Regions from separate parts of the Homo sapiens genome. Here region 1 is linked to region 2. Evidence: chromatin contacts called from ENCODE Hi-C or POLR2A ChIA-PET data. All regions are on one chromosome and are shown on one strand. The core of a region is the stretch at or near the end of the contact, and the rest is flanking DNA. Distances in the headings are between cores, read along the strand shown. Region 1 overlaps CARINH (colitis associated IRF1 antisense regulator of intestinal homeostasis). Region 2 holds the start of RAD50 (RAD50 double strand break repair protein).

The links. Hi-C counts contacts between places; a loop is a spot of excess contacts on that map. ChIA-PET counts read pairs that join two places held with the same protein, here RNA polymerase II (POLR2A). Pooled maps may share reads with other maps.
Region 1: a loop to region 2 is called in a pooled map, with 2.5 times the contacts of the local background. The contact joins the enhancer-like site here to the promoter of RAD50 in region 2. A Hi-C loop is called at or near these places in 1 of 37 single-sample maps with no recorded cell type and 6 of 50 pooled maps. POLR2A ChIA-PET finds 5 or more read pairs at or near these places in 1 of 52 experiments (CD4-positive, alpha-beta T cell).

Annotation. Positions count from the first base shown.
Region 1 is chr5:132,453,216-132,459,064 of GRCh38, reverse strand. All of the region lies in intron 3 of CARINH (colitis associated IRF1 antisense regulator of intestinal homeostasis), which reads right to left. Among named protein-coding and RNA genes, the nearest start is that of LINC02863, 29 kb to the right of the region's middle. RefSeq lists enhancers at 1,155-1,384, 1,312-1,981, 1,982-2,652 and a silencer at 2,931-3,123. Within about 2 kb of position 2,409, at least 30 of the 41 ENCODE cell types and tissues checked have a DNase peak (open chromatin) inside an H3K27ac peak, as active enhancers do; they include CD4-positive, alpha-beta T cell, where a contact is called at or near this core.
Region 2 is chr5:132,551,849-132,558,398 of GRCh38, reverse strand. It overlaps RAD50 (RAD50 double strand break repair protein), which reads right to left and starts at 1,422. Exons shown (of 25, transcript NM_005732.4): 1 at 946-1,422. The coding sequence starts at 1,074. It also overlaps a transcript of IL5 not described here. RefSeq lists an enhancer at 1,139-1,799.

The DNA.
Region 1 (5,849 bases), core at 1,160-3,659, 100 kb after region 2:
TATAATCTTTTCCCAGTTCCACGAGGTCCTCTCAGATCCAAAATGCTCTAAGTTCAAAGGCAAATCATGAAGAAAGGGAGACGCAGATACTAATTTGTGGTTTTAGTTCAGTGGTTTTCCACCTTGGCTACACAGTAGAGTTACCTAAGGAGCTTTTTAAAAATACTCATGTCCAAATATTCCAACAGGCACTTTGCAAAGAGAAGATCTAAATGGCTAACAAACATATGAAAGGTTGCTCAGCTGTATTAGTCATCAGGGAAATGCAAATTCAAACCACACTGTGATACCACTACATACCTGCCAGAATGGCTAACATGAAAAAGATAGAAAATATCTATGGTTGGCAAAAATGTGAAGCAACCAGAACTCTCATACATTGCTGGAGGGAGTGTAAATGGGTACAGCCACCTGGGAACATTATTTGGCATAAGGTACTAAAGCTGAACATACTCATACCCATGCTTCCCCAGCAATGGATATACATGTACTCCAAAAATACACACTAGCATGTCATTGCAATAGTCAGAATAGTTCCGAATTATAAATAACAACTCGAATATCCAAAAATGCATCACAGTAGAATGGATAAATCGAGGAATATCCATAGAGTGGAATACTCTATAGCAAGAAGAGTGAATAAACTGCAGCTCTAAGTAACAACTTGGATGAATCATCTCACAAACACAACAAGAGGATATATACTGCCTGATTCCATTTACATCATATAAAGTTTGAAAACAGGAGAAATGACTGTACACCATTAGAAGCCAGAATGGACATTAGCCTTTGGAGCCAGGTAGTAAGTGGAAGGGGTACCAGGGGTTGCTGGTGATGTTCTGTTTCATGATTTGGATGCTGGTTACTCGGGGTAAATTCATTTTGTGAAAATTCACTGAGCTTTACACTTATGGTTTGTGCTTTTTTTTTTTTTTTTGCATGTATGTCATCCTTCAACAAACACTTAAAAAATGTTTGAAAACCCCATCAATTCAGTCAGACTCTTTGGGTGGGAGCAAGATCCAGGCATCAGTATTTTTTAATATCCCAGATGATGGTAATATGCAGCCAGGATTTAAAGTCACTGGTTTAATATCTTGGGAAAAGCAGATCCACTCAAGACCTCACAGGGTCCTGACAAAGGCCACTTCCAGCTCAGTGGAGTGAGACACTGGGGTGGGAAGATGTCCATTTTTTGGATGTGGGTCAGTCTCTTGCACAGGCAGAGGTATTGCAGCATGCTGTTGTAATGTGTATCTTCCTTGGCAGTGTCTGTTGAAAGCTGGTTGCATCAGTTTGTAATGGGGTGTAATGGCAACAAGGTGGGCCCAGCCCCCCCCAGGAAGTGGATCACTGAGCACAGCTTCTACAGGGCCATTTGTAGAGAGGTGGCAGCTGGGCTTCCCAGGGGCTGCCACCCAGGGCAGAGCCAGTGCTGAGGCTCTGACAACCTCGGCAGGGTGGGGAGAAGGCCAGACTCAGGGTGTTTATGTTTGTGGGTAATGACAGTCAGCTCTGGGCTCCAGATGATGCTTACTCCCTGGCCTCTGTGTTCAGATTAGGAACTTGCAACATCTTGCTGAGGACCATGTCAGGCTCAGCTCTAAGTGCTGTGGCTGAGAATTTTCCTTCCTCTCTGTGTGGTTAGTGGCAGCCTCCCTAGCAATGGCTGACCTCTAGCATACTCTGTCAAACTACAGGCAGCTGGGACAAGACAGGACATGGGGCTCACAGACAGGTATTCCACAACCTGGGCCCTGTCAACCCTCCCAGAAATGCATGGGCCATGAACCTCCTGCTGTGGGAGGGGCAGTGCAGAGAAGTCTCAATAAGCTTCTCTTGGCCCTCTGGGATCTCCACCATCCACAGTGTGTAGGGCTGAGCTGCAGGCTGGGTCTTCAGGTGGTGTCCCTGCACATCTGCTTTGCAGCGTGGCGTCTATAGAGCAAGAGTGAACAGGAAGGGGCCTCGGGCCTCCTGTAGCTCTGCTGGGCAGGGACGCTGCGGGGCCTCAGCTGGGCTTCCTTGGCTAAAGGGCACAGAGTGGCGTAGGCTGCAAGAGGACAAGCTAAGCTGATGAAGGCTCTATCACTCAAGGGTAGCCATGTAAAAAAAAATCCCTACAGGTAAAAGAAGCATGAATAAGACAGGCGGGGCATAACAGTGTCTCCCCACTGAAGCTGCAACTCTCTGCTTCACTGGCTTCAGCCTCCTCTCTGTGAAATGGGGGCAATGTCCCCTAGGCCTTTTCCTCCTGTCCAGTAGGGCTGAGGGTCTACAGGCCAGAGGGAGGCCTGGGCTCTGAGGCCTGTGCCTGTGTGGCCTCTGGCTGGGACCTCAGCCCCCATGTGCCACGTCACCTCCCTTGTCTGTGAAATACCACAACAGCAGCTCTTGCCAGCCAGTGACACTACCCCTTCCTGTTGTCTTCTTTACAAAGCATTTATGAAATGCTTCCTTTTCATGCTTCAGGAAACCGGTGGCCAGGAGGAGTTCTTGATTTCATTTTCTTCCCTAGAGATATGTGTGCTTCGAAATACACAAATTAAACAAAAACGAGGGCTGACTGGGACCAGGAGAGTGAGTGATCCTGGCTTCCCTTGATTTACATGCTTATTTTCCTTCTCAAATCACTCCAGTAAGTACAGAAGTCACTAATCTATTGCCCTCTATTATCTGCATTATAGTTAAAAACATCGACATGAACAAACAAAAGCCCTTGCGTAGCCTAGAGAAGTCACAAAGCTCACACCCAGACTCTCGCCTAAGAGAGTCTCTCAGGGCTCACTCAGGGACTATTTATTCTTGTTTTATTTTTTTAAATGTTGATACCCTCTCTGCTTGAGTATCCTTGTTTTAGATGCAAATCAGAAAAGGTTGCTGTATTGATCACAGTCCCAGCAGGAAACAGATGCACACTCCACTGGTAACAGGAGAGACTGAGGAAAGGACCGTTTCCAAGGGTGAGCAAGATGAAGAGAAACCCTCAAGGAAAGGTGAAGCATCCTGCAGCCAGCAACAGTGGGAGCTGTGACCACCAATCCCCAGGGAGGAGGTGGGAGGGCTCCTGGAACCCAGAGAGACCAGTAGGAGGGGACTGCCGGCAGGAGCTGTGGTTTTAGGGTGAAAAACACAGGCACTATTGACCTGAGACCTGGCAAGGGAGGGAGCTGGGGGGATAAAGCACCTCCCATTTCCCCTCCCAGCCTCCAACCTCTGGTCAGGGGAGGGGTCTTCAATTGGCCAAACCCAACTGGAAGCTTGGGGACCTGGAGCCTGGCTGATGGAATCCACAAAGGTCAAATCCTGGGAGGAGTGGGAAAGAGCAGAAAATCAACTGGAGCAGGGATGTGTGGGGGGGTGGCAAACAAACAATGCCCGGCAGAGTCACCGGGGCTGGCCATTTGAAAAGAGTACATCAGAAGCTAACGTGCTGTAATGTGGCACTCTCACCACAAATACATAGGATGAAAGGCAGCCAGGGACAGAGGCGGCCACGAAGAAAGGTTTAAAGAATCCCAGCAAAATGACTGGGGTCCTCATTATGGAAGAACAAATAGCTTTACTTAATAATTCCAAGGTAATAGCTTAATAGCTTAATAATTCCAAGGTAAACAAGTATTTTCATAAGGAGGACTCTGAATGATCAACAGAAGGTTAAATGTCACTGTACTGCTTCACAGAGCTGTTACAGGGCAGGGAAGACTATAACACAATGTAGAGATAGATCCATACAAGAGAGGTACAACAGGGTTTCCAGTTCAACACATCAGTTATTTACACTCCTAGTTTCCTTTCTCTCCTGAAGCACCACTAAAATGCTAGTCTAGAAATCAAATGGGGCCAGGTGCAGTGGCTCACGCCTATAATTCCAGCACTTTGGTAGGCCAAGGCAGGAGGATCATTAGAGTCCAGAAGTTCAAGACCAGCCTGGGCAACATAGCAAGACCCTGTCTTAAAAAAAAAATTGGCTGGGTGTGGTGGTGTGTACCTGGAGTCTCAGCTACTCAGGAGGCTGAGGTGGGAGGATCACTTGAGCCCAGGAGTTTGAGGCTGCAGTGAGCTATGGTCACACCACTGTACTCCAGTCTGGGCGATGAAGTGATACCCTGTCTCTTAAAAAAATCAAATGGGGCCAGGCGCGGTGGCTCATGCCTGTAATCCCAGCACTTTAGGAGGATGAGGAGGGTGGATTACTTGAGATCAGAAGTTCGAGACCAGCTTGGCCAACATGGTGAAACCCCGACTCTACTAAAAATACGAAAAGTAGTCAGGCATGGTGGCACATGCCTGTAGTCCCAGGTACTCGGGAGGCTGAGATATGAGAATTGCTTGAACCCAGGAGGCAGAGGTTGCAATGAGCCAAGATTGTGCCACTGCACTCCAGCTTGGGTGACAAGGCGAGACTCTGTCTCAAACAACCAACCAACCAAATGGTATTAACTCTCAAAGGCAAAGAGAATGGTAAAGGAGACATGAGTGGCTGAAAGAGTTCCCCAAACTACAGGAAGCTGGGAGGCAGGTGGAGGAATAATGACTGACATGGAGGAAGCTAGGCTCTGAAGGGCTTGCAGAGGGGCACACTGACAGGAGGCAAGCCACTTTACCCCTGGAACCCTGCAGGAGGAGCTCAGACTTGGGGAGTCCAGGTGTTGTGGCTGGTGGGGCTGAGGTACAGCAGCCTGTGGGGGTAATGAATGGAGGAAACTGGTTGAAATCCTCCCCAGGTCTCACCTCCACACCCTGCCCCACACAGCTGGAGACAAAGACACTGAACAGGAGAGAGACAGGCAGGAGGGAGGGCAGATGAATACAGGGATGAAAACAGGGAGGTGAGGGAAAAGTCTGAAGAATGAAGCGTGGGACTCAATGTCCCACCCACTTACCTTGCCCTGCCCCACCCCAGGTATATATCACTCTGGATGAGGGTATGGTGAATTTAAAAGATGGTTGCAAATTCTTTGACATTTCTCCAATGGAGAGGTGGGTCTGTGTCTCCTTCCTTGAACCTGTGTGGATTTCTGACTACAGTGGAAATGAGCTATGTGACTTCCAAGGCTGGGACATACACAGCCATGCAGCTTCTGTCTTGCTGGCCAGAACACTCACACCAGAGACTTGAGGTGCCTCGTAAGAGGTCCAATGACCAGGCCATGGTGCTGGAGACATCATGTGTAGTCTCTCTGGTCAACAGTCCCAGCTGAGCCCAGCCTTCCAGCTCTCTTTGCCAAGTGAACAACGATCTTACAAGTGGACCCTTCAGCCCCAGCTGTTCCAACTCCCAGTTATTCCAGTCACCTCGAGTCATTCCAGTCATCCTAGCCGTCGTAGAGCAGAGAATTGCCCTTCTGACTCCTTGACAGTGGCCCAAAAAATGGTTGTTGTTTTATGCTACTAAGTTTTGAGGTGGTTTGTTATGTAGCGTTCAATAACTAGAACTAGGAGTTAGAATGCTTCTCTTGAGGAGCTGAATGGCTTCAGGGTGGTGGTTCTCAACAGGGTGATTTTGTCCCCCAGGGGACATTTGGCAATGTTTACAGACATTTTGGTTATCACAACTCTGGGAGGGGGGTTACTACTGGCATTTAGTAGGCAGAAGTCACTGGTGCTGCTAAACATTCTACAATGCATGAGACAGCCTCTGACAACAAGGAATTCTTTGGCCCAACATGTCACTAGTACCAAGGTTAAGAAACCTAGCTCTAGAGAAAAGGTGCTCATTGGAGGCTTGTTAACTAAAAGACTGTCTTGCTTCCTGTAGTGAAACCCCAGTTGATAAATTCTCCCCAAGCAGAGTTTAGTTCAGCCTTTTATTGCTCCATTAATAAATACCAACAGATAGCTGAGAT
Region 2 (6,550 bases), core at 173-2,672:
AATGAGAAAACTAAGGCACAGAGCAGTGAGGTCACTCGCAAACAATCAGACAACTAATAAATGAAGCGAAAAAGCTGTATTGAGGCAGCCAGTCCTCATAAACACTATACAGTACTACTCTCCCTTCTGCTAGTATTTAGTACAATCCTAAGTACATAACAAGCATTCAACAAATAACATTTTTACAAAAACAAAAGTAAACAAGTTTGGCATTCAATTCTCAACCTTCTCTCTTTCTACACTCTTCACAAATCCTTCCTTTAGACTCTTCTCCCTGCTATACTGACATCGTCTTGCTTTTTCTTAAGCCACTATTCCTGACCAGAATGCCTCTTGGTTATTCTTTCCATTCAAATTTATAAATATTCCCACGGCTTTAAAAAAAAAAAAAAGTCAGTCGTGCACCAACGTTAAATTTTTGACTGAGTTTTAAGAAGAGAAGTTTTCCAAGTTAAGCCCCACTACATCAGTTACATTTTGAATTTATTTATTTTCCATGTATTATGTCTGGACAGTTGGCATACTTGGAAACTCTTTAGTCATGTATGTATCATTTTATAACTTTTAAAGGAATTCTTGTATGGGACAACTACTGGGAAGTGAATGCTATGCTTTGAAAGCAAGGAGACAGCGTTAAAAACATCAATACAGACCAAAGGGCATCCAGTGGGAACTGAACTCTGAGTGAGCGGCGACAGCTCCCGGTATCGTGGGATTCTTAAGTAAACCTTGTCCCCAGGCCAGGTCCGGACATCCTTCCGAGACTGCTTCAGGCAAACTCCTAAGGTCGCTGTAGCCTGCAGGCCACACCCTAAGGCACTTTAAGGGCCTACACCTGTGGAGCCCTAGGGACGCTTCTGCTCCTAAGGAGAGTTCTCAACTTCCCATTTTATTCTCCGAAAGATGTAGCGACCTGTAAACTGAAGGCGGCTACTGAAGACTTACCGTCTTTCCCGCCCCATTGGGTCCAACCAAAATTGTAAGGGGGCTGAAGAAAGTGATAATTTGCTTATCTTTGTCCTCTATTCCAAAACTCCGCACGCCCAGAATGCTCATCTTTTCGATCCGGGACATGTTTGCAAACGTTTCTAATCTCACCAGGGACCTGGAGCCCACAAAGGCTTAACTGAGGCCGAAGCAAGGCGTGCACGGGACGTGAGACCCGCGAATCTCAGGGTCAGGAGGATCCGGGCGGGGAGCGAGGCCACAGGACTGCCAAAAGATCCTGCCAGCCAACAGCGGGAGAGAGGGGGCGGGGGATGGAGCCTTTCCTCCCACACCAGCTGCTTTCCCCGCCGGTGGGGAGAGCGGAGGCGGGGACCAGCCTGGGGCTGCCCGCCGGGGACGCAAAGCCGTAGCCACAATGCGACCCCGCAACCGCGCACTCACAGCTTCCTGCCTCGGCCGCCCTGCGGATCACGTGGGCCTCTAGGCCCGCACGCGTCCACGCCGCTCTCCTGGGGCACGCCGGGAAATCAGAGTCCCGCGGTGCGTGCGCAGCTCCGACTTCCGGGTGCGGTACGGCGAAGCAGAGGGCTAGGTGCTGGGTGCTGTTGCCAGGGGCAGCGGACTTCCGGATCTTTGCTGGGGATGGGCAGCCTGGAGAGGCACTGACTTTTGGAAGGGGAGACCAAGACCTGTGACGGATGGCGCTTCCCAAAGCTTGATCCTGGGACTCCTGGAATGGGGGTAGTGGTGGGGTGGATTGGAGACCCAGGAAGCGGGGTCAGTTCGTGTCAAAACTATTTTCCTTTTCATTCTCATTCTCTCTCTAACGTTCGTGTAGTAATTTCCAGTGATCACATAACATGTGATGACGCCATTGCAGTGGCGGTTAATGGAATGTGCGCATGTGTATTCTTGCGCTTAGAAATACCAATTTTAATTTCTAATTGAGTAAATGTTGATAATTATAACTCACGTACACGCTCTTTGAGGTCCCCCGTAATTTTTTAGTGTAAAGGCGTCTTTAAGACCAAAAGTCTGGGAACTAAAACTAAAAGCAGTCTGCAAATATGAAGAATGTAGAGGTAATCCATTCCGATCAGTGCTCCCAGCAATAGATATCTTTAAAAATAAGGGAAAGAGAAGTTACCTGTCTCAGAAGTAACTGAGAATATTGCTTTCTTGGAAACAAACTTAATGGAGGGATATCACATTTAAGGGCCTAGAGAAACATACATAAAAATTACTGAAACAATAGTGGAGGACATTTAAATGAAACACAAATTTGGAATTACTGTAGTGGTATAATTTGCCTCTGCCTGCCTTGGAAAAATGTAGGAAATGTTTCTCCAGTCATACAATCCCAAGCAAATAATTTACAGAACCTAATACATAAATGTATGTGCCAAAGGATGCAAGTGGGGAAGACCAGTGAGAAATAGTCTCTTGCTGTACCAGGTTAAAAAAAACCGGAAAGTGTCAGTTATTACAAAATAGTTAAAATAACTAATGGAACAAAACATTAAAATTATATAGGAATGTCTTACTTGGCAAAGCAAATGTAATAAAACAATGGGAAAAGACGAAAGACCTTTTTTTATTTTAAAAATTGTAAAATACACATAAAATTTACTGTCTTGGCCAGGCGCGGTGGCTCACGCCTGTAATCCCAGCACTTTGGGAGGCCGAGACGGGTGGATCACGAGGTCAGGAAATGAAGACCATCCTGGCTAACACGGTGAAACCCCGTCTCTACTGAAAACACAAAAAATTAGCCGGGCATGGTGGCAGGCGCCGATGGTCCCAGCTACTCAGGAGGCTGAGGCAGGAGTATGGCATGAACCCGGGAGGCGGAGCTTGCAGTGAGCCGAGACCGCACCACTGCACTCCAGCCTGGGCAACAGAGCGAGACTCCGTCTCAAAAAGAATTTACTATCTTAACCAAGTGTACATTTCAGTGGTGTTAAGTATACTCACGTACAACCGTCACCACCTTTCAACCTCTACAAATCTTTTCACTTTGCAAAACAAACTACCCATTAAACAATAACCCTTTCCTCCCCACATCCTCCAAACCCTGACAACCAACATTCTACTTACTGTCTCTATAATTTTTTACTAAGTACCTCATATAAGTGGAATCATACAGTATTTATCTTTTTGTGACTGGCTCATTTCACTTATAATGTCCTCAAGGTTCATCCATGTTGCAGCTCAGTCCCCAACCCCTGGGTCACTGACCAGTATGCATACCTGGCCTGTTAGGAACCTGGTGGCACAGTAGGAGGTGAGCAGCAGGTGAGTGAACATTACCACCCGAGCTGGGCCTCAGATCAGTGGGGGCATTAGATTCTCATAGGAGCACAAACCGTATTTTGAACTGCCCATGAGAAAGATGTAGGTTGCCCCATGCAAGGGATCTAGCTTGCCCATTCCTTATGAGAATCTAATGCCTGATGATGTGAGGTCGAACAGTTTCATCCCAAAACCATCACCCCACTCCTGTCTGTGGAAAAACTGTCTTCCGTGAGACTGGTCCCTGGTGCCAAAAAGGTTGGGGACCACTGTAGCATATATCAGAATTCAGGTCGTTTTTAAGGTTGAATAAGATTCATTACAATACACATCACATTTTGCTTATCCATCTATTGATGGACATTTGGGTTACTTTCACGTTTTAGCTATTGTGAATAGTGTGGCTATATATATTGGTGTACAAATGTCACTTCTGGACCCTGCTTTCAATTCTTTTGGGTATATACCCAGAAGTGGAATTATTAGATCATACAGTAATTCAATTTTTAATTATTTGAGGAACTGCCATACTGTTTTCCACAGTGGTTGTACCATTTGACATTCCCACCAATAGTGCATAAGGGTTTCAATTTCTACATATGCTTGCCAACACTTGTTATTTTATGTTTTTTTATGGTAGCCATCCTGATGAGTGTGAAGTGATACCTCATTGTAATTTTGATTTGCATTTCAATAATTATTAGTAGCATCATTTCATGTGTTTATTGGCCATTTGTGTATCTTTGAATAATTGACTATTCAAGTGGAGACTTTTTTTTTTTTTTTTTTTTTGAGATGGAGTCTCACTCTGTCACCCAGACTGGAGTGCAATGGTGCGATCTTGGCTCACTGCAACCTCCACCTCCCGCGTTCAAGTGATTCTTCTGCCTCAGCCTCCTGAGTAGCTGGGATTACAGGCACGTGGCACCACACCTGGCTAATTTTTTGTATTTTTAGTAGAGACGGGGTTTCACCATGTTGGTCAAGCTGGTCTCGAACTCCTAACCTTGTGATCCACCCGCCTCGGCCTCCCAAAGTGCTGGGATTACAGGTGTGAGCCACTGCGCCTGGCCAAGACCATTTTTTAAGTCAGATTTATTGAAGCATAATTAACATACAGTAAAATTCACCCTTTTCCAGGGTACAATTCCATGTGTTTTGGCAAATATAAACATTTGTGTAAACCACCAAGACCTTTTTTTTTTTTTTTTTTTTTTTTTAAGACGGAGTCTCTCTCTGTTGCCCAGGTTGGAGTGCAGTGGCGCGATCTCAGCTCACTGGAAGCTCCGCCTCCCGGGTTCACGCCATTCTACTGCCTCAGCCTCTGAGGACTGTAGCTGGGACTACAGGCGCCCGCCACCGCGCCCGGCTAATTTTTGTATTTTTAGTAGAGACGGGGTTTCACCGTGTTAGCCAGGATGGTCTCTATCCCCTGACCTCGCGATCCGCCCGCCTCGGGCTCCCAAAGTGCTGGGATTACAGGCGTGAGCCAGCGTGCCCGGCCACCACCAAGACCATTTAAATGAATACTGTGGAGACTTGGATATCAGTAGGAAGAAAAAAGCAAATCTACACTTTACTTTACTTACCACTGTAAGTTCTGGTGGATAAAATTTCAGAAAGATATTTCGGGAAGCAATAAAAGAAGAAGCAAGAAATGTAATTACCTCTACTTTTAAAGGGGAATTTTATGACCCAAAGTAGCATAAGAAATTAGCAATCACTGAGATAAGATATTGCTTGTCTCTGGTCTTAGCATGAAGTACCCAACATTATCTCTTATGCAGTTTTGCTTTCTTAAAAACGGAAAAAAGTTGAACTTGAATCTAATCATACCTTTAGATGTAACTTTCAGTTCACAGGAATTACAAGGATTAAGCTAACAGCAACACAGGGTTGGAAAAGGCAAATCCAGAAGCTAGAAACTGTTACAAGACACTGGCACAGGCTCTCAGGAGATCATTATCATTAAAGCAAAGACTATTGTAGATTTTAAAAGACTTATTAAAAAACATTTTGTTGCAAATTAAGAGATTTGAGATACATACCACCCCAATGGAATGCATGGTCCTAGTTTGGAAACTGGTTTTGCCATAGATGTGTGAAGGAAATTTGGGAGATAAGTAGGGAAATTTCAATGTAGACTGGAAATTAGATAATAAAAAAATTCTCTGAGGCAGGCGGATCATGAGGCCAGGAGATTGAGACCATCCTGGCTAACACGGTGAAACCCCGTCTCTACTAAAAATGCAAAAAATTAGCCGGGCCTGGTGGCATGCACCTGTAGTCCTAGCTACTCAGGAGGCTGAGGCAGGAAAATCGCTGAACCCGGGAGGTAGAGGTTGCAGTGAGCCAAGATCACGCCACTGCACTCCAGCCTGGGTGACAGAGCAGGACTCTATCTCAAAAATAATAATAATTCTTGTTAATTTCATTGTATTTGGTGTGATAATATTTTGCTATGTAAGAAAATGATCTTTTTTGAGATGCATATGGAAGTATTAGTGATAGTGTGTCATGTTGTCTGTAATTTAAAATACTTCAGAAAAAAAATAGTGAGTTGAAGGAAAAAAATGGACATGCCAAGGTAACCAGGTTCCATTACAAAAAAATTTCAACTTTGTAACAATGGAAACTATAAAACTAAGATAAAAGCTCTAGGATTGGGGTGGAAAAGATTTGTAATCAAAATGATTAATCCCTAAAATAAAAAGGCAAATCAGTGAAGTCTCCACTTCTTAGTAAACTACTACTTCCAAAAAATATTTAGTTTCACTGGTGCTAAAATTAATGAAATAAAAAATAAAACTACTATGAGATACTGTTTTATACCTAATAGAGAACTTCTTTATTCTTTGTTTTTTGTTGTTGTTGTTGTTGTTTTTGTTTTTGAGACAGAGTCTCGCTCTGTTGCCAGGCTGGAGTGCAGTGGCGCAATCTCGGCTCACTGCAACCTCTGCCTCCCGGGTTCAAGCGATTCTCCTGCCTCAGCCTCCTGAGTAGCTGGGACTACAGGCGTGCACCACCAAGCCCAGCTAATTTTTGTATTTTTAGTAGAGACGGGGTTTCACTATGTTGGCCAGGATGGTCTCGATCTCTTGACCTCATGAACCACCCTCCCAAAGTGCTGGGATTACAGGCTTGAGCCGCTGCGCCCAGCCTGAGAACCTCTTTATTCTTACAATACTTTCTAACATAATTCTCCCTTTTTTCTGATATTAATATTGGTACATGAGCTTTCTTTTGACTAGTATGGATTCGTTCTTAGAAATTGCAATTTAAGGGAAGTGAAACCAATTTTATCATAGCC